Regions from separate parts of the Mus musculus genome. Here region 2 is linked to region 1. The links are chromatin contacts, found by POLR2A ChIA-PET in ENCODE. All regions are on one chromosome and are shown on one strand. Each heading gives the region's core, a stretch centred on a gene start or an enhancer-like site at or near the end of the contact. The rest is flanking DNA. Distances are from core to core; before and after follow the strand shown. Region 1 holds the start of Chaf1a (chromatin assembly factor 1, subunit A (p150)). Region 2 overlaps Fem1a (fem 1 homolog a).

Region 1 (3,564 bases), core at 434-2,933:
CACTTGCATCTGCCTCTGAGTGCTGCTGGGATTAAAGGTGTGTGCCACCACACCCAGATGAGAACCTGCCATAGGTAAATGCCTTGGGTGCATAGAAACTCCATCAGTAATTTGGGGTGAATTCCCATACATTTTGCTAATGTTGCATGCAATTCAGACTTAAGCTTTCCTACAACCTCAGCTATCCAGAGTAGAAACAGCCCAGGCACACCAACTTAGAGACTCGGACCCCCAGAACACTCTCCCTTCTTCTCATTTGAATGGAAGGTAACATCACCTCAATTTTCTATTTTAAAAAAAAAAGCCACCCCCCCCCGAAGGACACTTTTTTCTTTAAAAGTTTTATTCCACTTTAATTAATTTATTGGATACAGGCTTGTGGAATTGATTCTCTTCTTCCCAGGATACAATTCAGGTGGTCAGAGGCCAGATCAACCTGAAATTCATCATCCTCCTGCCTCAGCTTCTAGGATGCTGAACTGCAGGTATGAACTGCTACACCAAACTGGTCTTTATTGCCAGAGCAATAGTGTCGGTTTTAAACGTTCCACCTTGGTTAAATAAAAACAATGCTCCATGAGAGTCCAGGAATTGTACGACTATTAATGCCCACATAAAATTCTCAAGCCAGTCAGAACAACAGCTCCAGCCTTCCTGGAATACCAGGCTGTGAAGGGTGTGTGTGTGTGTGTGTGTGTGTGTGTGTGTGTGTGTGTGTGTGTGTATCTTTGATGATCAGAACTGTAAAAGGGGCCAGAGTTATCCCAGAAGTGGATGGAGATTGAGGATGCGGCTCTCCATCCTGAAATTGGCCATCCCCAATTCCCCTCATCTCCGAGCTTGCAGACTAGTGTAATGTACCCAGAAGGGCTGTCTAGTCAGTGGTGCTCAATTGGAGAAATCTTAGTCTATCAGGACCGACCTCGTCTTTTCCAGCCCCTCAATCGTTCAACACACACTGGGGATACAATTTAGCGGGGAATAGGCACCCCACATTTCGGGAAGCCTACCGCATGCTACAAAGACTCCTAACACGTACCCGACTGGTCCATACCACACTCACAAAGGGCCCCTTTTCGGGACCCAGAAAGGGTTCCTGGCTATGCTTTAACCACCCAAACCGACCTTCCTGGACTAGCCCTGCCCCGCAGAGTTGCTGCTACTCTGGTGTCCAGAGCTCAAGTGAGCACGGGCCTCAATTTCCCCGCCCATTGCAAAGGTCCGAACTGCTCTGGAATTCACAAACGCACTTAATAACTTGTACGACTGACTTTTCTTCTCCTTGCCCTCAGTTTCTCCACTTGCTGCTACAAGATCCAATTGATTTCAAGAGGACACAAGCACTCAGGATCCATCAAATCCAACTCGGGGCCTCGGTTTCCCCATTTACTCCAGCTATTTAGGCGACACAAGATGCCTTCGGGAGCTTGCGAAGCTGACTCTTCCCCCTCCCCGAGGCCTCAGTTTCCTAAGAGCCCTCCCTTCTCCTGGTCTCCGCCCCGAGGCCACTTAGGCTTGGATCCGCTCCTTTAGGCAGTTTCACCCACCCGCGGCTGTCCGCGTCGCGGCCTCCGGCTCCTCCAACATCTCCGCGACGGCGGCGGCGGCGGCGGCGGCGGCGGCGGCGGCGGCGGCTCAGGCTTCAGTCGGGCGGCCAGGCTGCACACTCCGCCTCCCACCGGTGTCACTTCTGCTGCCGCCGCGGCCGCCGCGCTCGTATTTGGCGGGAACCGCGGCAACCACCGCGGCCCGCGCGCCGATTGGAGGAGCTTGCGTCACGTGACACCTCAGCCTCCGGAAAAAGAGGTGCACTCAGTACGTCCTCGCGAGAACTTCGGTTTATGTGCTAGAAAATCCCGCGGGAGGCGGATGAAGGCTCCTTTCCGGCGGTTCAGGAGCTGCTGGGAAGATCTGCATTTCTATTGATCCTAAGAAATGTCAATCTAAAATATCAGCGTTTGCACACCCCCCACACCCCTTTTATTGGCTATATGCGTTCCAGGAGGTGGGAAGGGTACGTTTAGATTAGTAGTGACAACTTGAAATTACCCATTGGAAGAGTAATGGGAATTAAGGTATAATAGTGACGGGTTGAAAGTAGCCATTGTAATTAGAGAATTACTTCCTTTAATTTTATTTCTTGCATTAATTTCTCTTTTAACTATAATTTTTTTTCGAGACAGGGTTTCTCTTTGTAGCCCTGGCTGTCCTGGAACTCACTCTGTAGACCAGGCTGGCCTTGAACTCAGAAATCTGCCTACCTCTGTCTCCCAAGTGCTGGGATTAAAGGCGTGTGCCACCATTGCCCGGATATAAACTCTTTCTAAAAATGTTACAGCTGGGCATTTCATTTTTGAAATGATGAACCACTTTTTAATAAATTAACAATTTGCTTTATTTTAAAATTAGGAATGTTTTTCTATTGTAAAATTATAAATCTTTTCAACCATATATTCCTTCTTTTCGTGTAAATTACTTTGAAGAATATTAAATGAAAAAAATTGAGTCTGGTGCTTCATGCTTTTAATCCTAGTACTTGGGATTTACAAGCAGGTGGATCTCTGAGTTCGAGGACAACCTGATCTACATAGCAAGATCCAAGACAGCCAGTGATACGATGTATAAAAAAATGTTTTTCAGCCGGCCTTTAATCCCAGCACTCTGGAGGCAGAGGCAGGTGGATTTCTGAGTTTGAGGCCAGCCTGGTCTGCAGAGTGAGTTCCAGGACAGCCTGGGCTATACAGAGAAACCCTGTCTCAAAAACAACAACAACAACAAAAGAATAATTGCCTCTGTCTTTTGTTTTTGTTTTTAATTTTAAGACAGAATCTCACTATGTAGCCTTGCTGATCTGGAACCCAATCACTAGTTTCTAAATCTTTTCTTGTTGTTGTTGCTGCTGTTGTTAGGTGGAGGAAGAAACCTTTCTTTATCTGCAAACAGCTCGAATGCCTGCAACAGTTTTCTTGAAGCTGTGGCTAGTAAGTGGGTTATTTAGCTAATGAATTAGTTGTATGAATTGCTTTTGGGCCATGGGCTCAGTGAAGGTAAGGAGTGCTCTAGTGTCACGGACCTCATCAAATCTCTGACTTGCTGAAGAATATAATTTGATTGAATTGTGTGGGTCTCGTGGAGCCAATCCTGCTGTCAAGGACCTGTCAGCCCTGTATTTGGGAGGTGAAGGCAGAAAGATTAGGAGTTAAAGGCCACGGTGAGCTAAGTACCAAGTTTGAAGCCAGCCTCCACCATCTCAAAACATATAAAATAAAGAGCACCCTTGAGGGAGTCTTGTGAGTTGCTGGTGGGCGGTGGGCGTGCCAGGAAACCCTGGCTGGCATCCAGTTCTGTTTCGGAAAGGAGACATGGTGTCCCAGGCCTGTTATTGCAGCACTAAGAGAGGAGAGGCCGGTTTATGTTACCCTGTCTCAAAAAAACAAAAGAAACAGAAACTACTCATACTCCAAACTTTTTATAAAGACTCCTGGATTCAGGAGCAGTAAAGATGGCACATACATATTTTTTGATCTACTGCAGTACAACCCTTTGAGTCATTTGGAACCTTCC
Region 2 (3,566 bases), core at 931-3,430, 220 kb before region 1:
TTTTTTTAACATTTGACTTTCAACTGATGTTTAACTTGGATTTCTGATCATCTTGGCCGCTGTTCTCTTCCTGCTGGTGAGACTTATTACCCCCTCATGATGGACTCAAGTGTGTTCAGCATCTACTGTATGCCAAAGATGCCTTCTGTGGTTCCTGCTTGTACCTTTGTGAGCTCAGAGCTTTACTCACCTGAGGTGGGGATGCTGAGGAGGTGGGCATCCTAGGTCCTCTGGGGCAGCTCCTAGAGGGGCATCCTGGAAGACGGAGGGAGAGCAGAGCCTGGGAAGTAAGCATGGAGCCTCTCAGAGACCCAGGGAAGCCAATGTTTCTATAGCATGGAGGGGGAGCACACACTAGGCCAACGAGCTGATCTCAGCTGTCAGACATGAAACCCCAGACTCCACTCTCAGTTGATCCAAGATTCAAGGTCAACTTCAGCTACAGCTACACAGTGAGTTTGAGTTCAACCTGGGCTTCGTGCCGATCATGACATGTTGAGGGGTGTGGGAAGTGCTGGGGGATGCCAAGGTAGCTGGGCAATGAAGACTTTTCCATCAGGAGGCACCATGGGCAGCAGCCTGAGCTCATGAGCACTCCCTGCCTGTCTGGTGAGAATTCCAGCCCTGGGACAAAGATAGCAACAGCTGTCACTCAGCTAGCATTCCTGAGGGGCATAATGCCCCTTCCACATCTTGCAGGCAGGAAAACTGAGGCAGAGAGGGTAGAGTCAGTCTCCAAGATTATAAGGTGAAACTGAATGTCACTGTTATGCCTGGAGTTGGTGCCCAAAGAGGGTAGTCTCCTGCCAGATGCCAGGGTGGGGCTTTTATTTTTAGCCTGTCCTGTGGACCAGGCACTTAAGCAGTCTAGGAAGGCAATCAGACTCCCAGGGAAGTGAAAGGGGTTTTCTTCTTCCTGAAGACTTAGGTCCACCACTCTTGCCCCAGGGGTTCTCAGATCCTTCACCAGATGTGGGCTGGTCAATGCCCACTTGTCAGGCTGGAATGCTGGCCAGCCCCGTGTCCACTGCTCTGTAGCTCTCACATTCTGACTTTTGTAGTCTCATAATTTTATTGCTGGTGATCCAGCCTCACTCATCCCAGTCATCTGCCACTACTGAGATTTTTTTTTTCTATAAGCAAACTTTACTGTTTTTAAAAAGTATTTTTCCCAGGGCTTGGGGTAGACCCCAGGGCTCCATGCTCACCAATGTTTACTGCTGACTGCACCCCAGGCCTGAAATAAACTTCTGGGGGGACCTCTGGAAATGGCAATGATTGTACAGCTCTGAGGATACTCTAAAAACCACTGATCTATAGATGTGAACACGGTCAGTTTTATAAACTGAGCACGCTGTCACATGGCAGTGATCTCAGCCAGGAGGCAGTTCAAGACCAGCTTGGACAACATGAAACTCTGCCTAAAGAGATTAAGAGCAAAGGGCTGGTGAGATGGCTCAGCAGTTAGCCCAGATTCCCAGAACCCACATCAGGTGGCTCACGTCCACTATAACTCCAGCTCCAGGGAGACGGACCTACGCGGCCTCTGCAGGCCCTGCGCTCAAATGCACACACCCCATCACATACACATTTTTGGGGGGCAGGGTCAAGACAGGGCTTGTCCTGGCTGTCCTGGAACTCTCTGTAGACCAGGCTGGCCTAGAACTTATAGAGACCCACCTGCCTCTGCCCGAGGCATGTACCATCACATCTGGCACACACACATAATTTTAAAAGCAAACAAGCAATTGGCTGTGAGGGAAGCACCCTGGGGAGGCAGTTCATGATCTAGGAAGGCTTCTGCAGGTCAGAGTCAATCAAGCTCACTTGGTATTTGTTGCTTGTTTTTGTCCATCTGCCTCTCGAGCTCAGGGACTGACGGTGTGTGACAGACAGCACATCTGGTTCAAGCTTGCTTCTTGACAGGATTTAACAAGTCATGAGGGCTGAGGGTGGGGAGCCCCTAGGGTGGCATCTCAAATGTGCAGAGCCAGGCCCACGTTCTCCTCTGCAGCCTTGCAAGTGCAGGCCAGACTCTGCCCCACACCTGCTGTGCTGTCTTTCATCCTGCTGGGCCCTCTGTAGATCTGACTGAGTGCCAAGTGAGGTGGTTCTGTGCTGGGCTATGTTTAACCTGGGGTCAGGACACTCCCTACTTAGAAATACCAGACACTGGTACAGCCATGTGGCACCACAGGAACGGGCTGTGCTATCTACATGAATAGAGACCAGAGAACCAGCCAGAGCTGGTTAGGGGCATGTCTCCCGCCCTTGCTCCCAGTCTAATCTGCCCACTTGCTATGGTATTGAGGGGTTAAACTGGAGTCTCACAGGCACTTACCACTGAGCCGTCTCTCCTGCACTAATCTTTTTGTTTTTTGGGGGGGGAGGGTGAGGGGGGAGTCTAAGTAGTTATACCTATCCTAGAACTACGTAGACCAAGATGACCTTAAACTCAGAAAGAGTCACCTGCCTCTGCCTCTAGAACACACCCACAATACCCTGCTTTAGTCTTTAAAATCACTGCAGCCCATTCACAGGCTACTGTAATTGGCTAAAGAGTACACAGGTGACACAGGCCTGTTCAATTACAGGTAGCATAGAGTTAAGGCTGGGTGGGCCCTGTGGTGGCTTGGCAGGAATCTGTTCTTTGATCCTGCTGTTCCACCTAGGAAGAACCTGGCTGGAGGCAGCCTCTGGGACCCGCTGTATTAACCCTCCCAGAAGAATGTTCAGGCCCCAGGTCAAATTTCCTAATTCTGACAGCATGAAGAACATGGGGTTCAAACAATTGTTCCTCTTAAATTTGAGGTCGGAAGTCAGTGGTTATGGAAGGACCCATGAGATATATGTTCAAGGTGCTGAGGTAGGGGAGTGGATCTAAACATGTCAGCCACTGAGACAGAGGGTTTGAGTCTGATATTTTCTCATGTGCTCTGTGTCCCTCCCCAGGCACACCATTAGTGTAACCTCTCTGAACTTGCTCCACCTGAGATACCTGAATGGTACTGGTTCCATCAGAAGGCAGCTGCTGTGAACCAGGTGGTACATTTGAGCACGTGGGGTGCAGCAGGGACTCAGTAAATGCTCACTAGTGCTACACTTCATAGGAGACAGTTTTGAGAGGGTAGGGAGTCTTAAAATACTCTTATTACAATACCCCCAGGCTATTCTTGAACTTACTGTCTACTCCCGTGGCCTCCAACTTATGATCCTCCTGCCTCAGCCCTGGAAGTGCTAAGATGTTGGGTGTGTGCCACCACGCATGCTTGACAGGCACTCACCTGGCTCCCGCTCTACCTAGCTACATTAAATAACAGCTAGGCAGACATCTTCACATACCTGCATTTTAATCCATAAATATCAGTGCCAAGACTCAAAGGGGTTCATGTTTGCCCTGAGCTTTGGCAGGGTGGAGCAGCGAGACCCTGCCCAGTAAGGCCTAAAGTTTGCTTATACAGAGAATCTACCTAGCACTGCAATCACACACTGACGGTCCTCAAGGGACAGTTTATGTGGCTTAAATGGCTGAGGGAGGGACTGGCCCCTCTACACATGACTTCCTA

The links. ChIA-PET counts read pairs that join two places held with the same protein, here RNA polymerase II (POLR2A).
Region 2: POLR2A ChIA-PET joins it to region 1 with 17 read pairs in embryonic stem cell. The contact joins the enhancer-like site here to the promoter of Chaf1a in region 1. POLR2A ChIA-PET finds 5 or more read pairs at or near these places in 3 of 5 experiments (Patski and embryonic stem cell).

What each region holds. Positions count from the first base shown.
Region 1 is chr17:56,038,535-56,042,098 of GRCm38, reverse strand. It overlaps Chaf1a (chromatin assembly factor 1, subunit A (p150)), which reads right to left and starts at 1,683. Exons shown (of 14, transcript NM_013733.3): 1 at 1,548-1,683. The coding sequence starts at 1,587.
Region 2 is chr17:56,259,890-56,263,455 of GRCm38, reverse strand. Fem1a (fem 1 homolog a) reads right to left here. Exons shown (of 1, transcript NM_010192.4): 1 at 1-3,566. Among named protein-coding and RNA genes, the nearest start is that of Fem1a, 4.9 kb to the right of the region's middle. Within about 2 kb of position 2,180, at least 1 of the 3 ENCODE cell types and tissues checked has a DNase peak (open chromatin) inside an H3K27ac peak, as active enhancers do.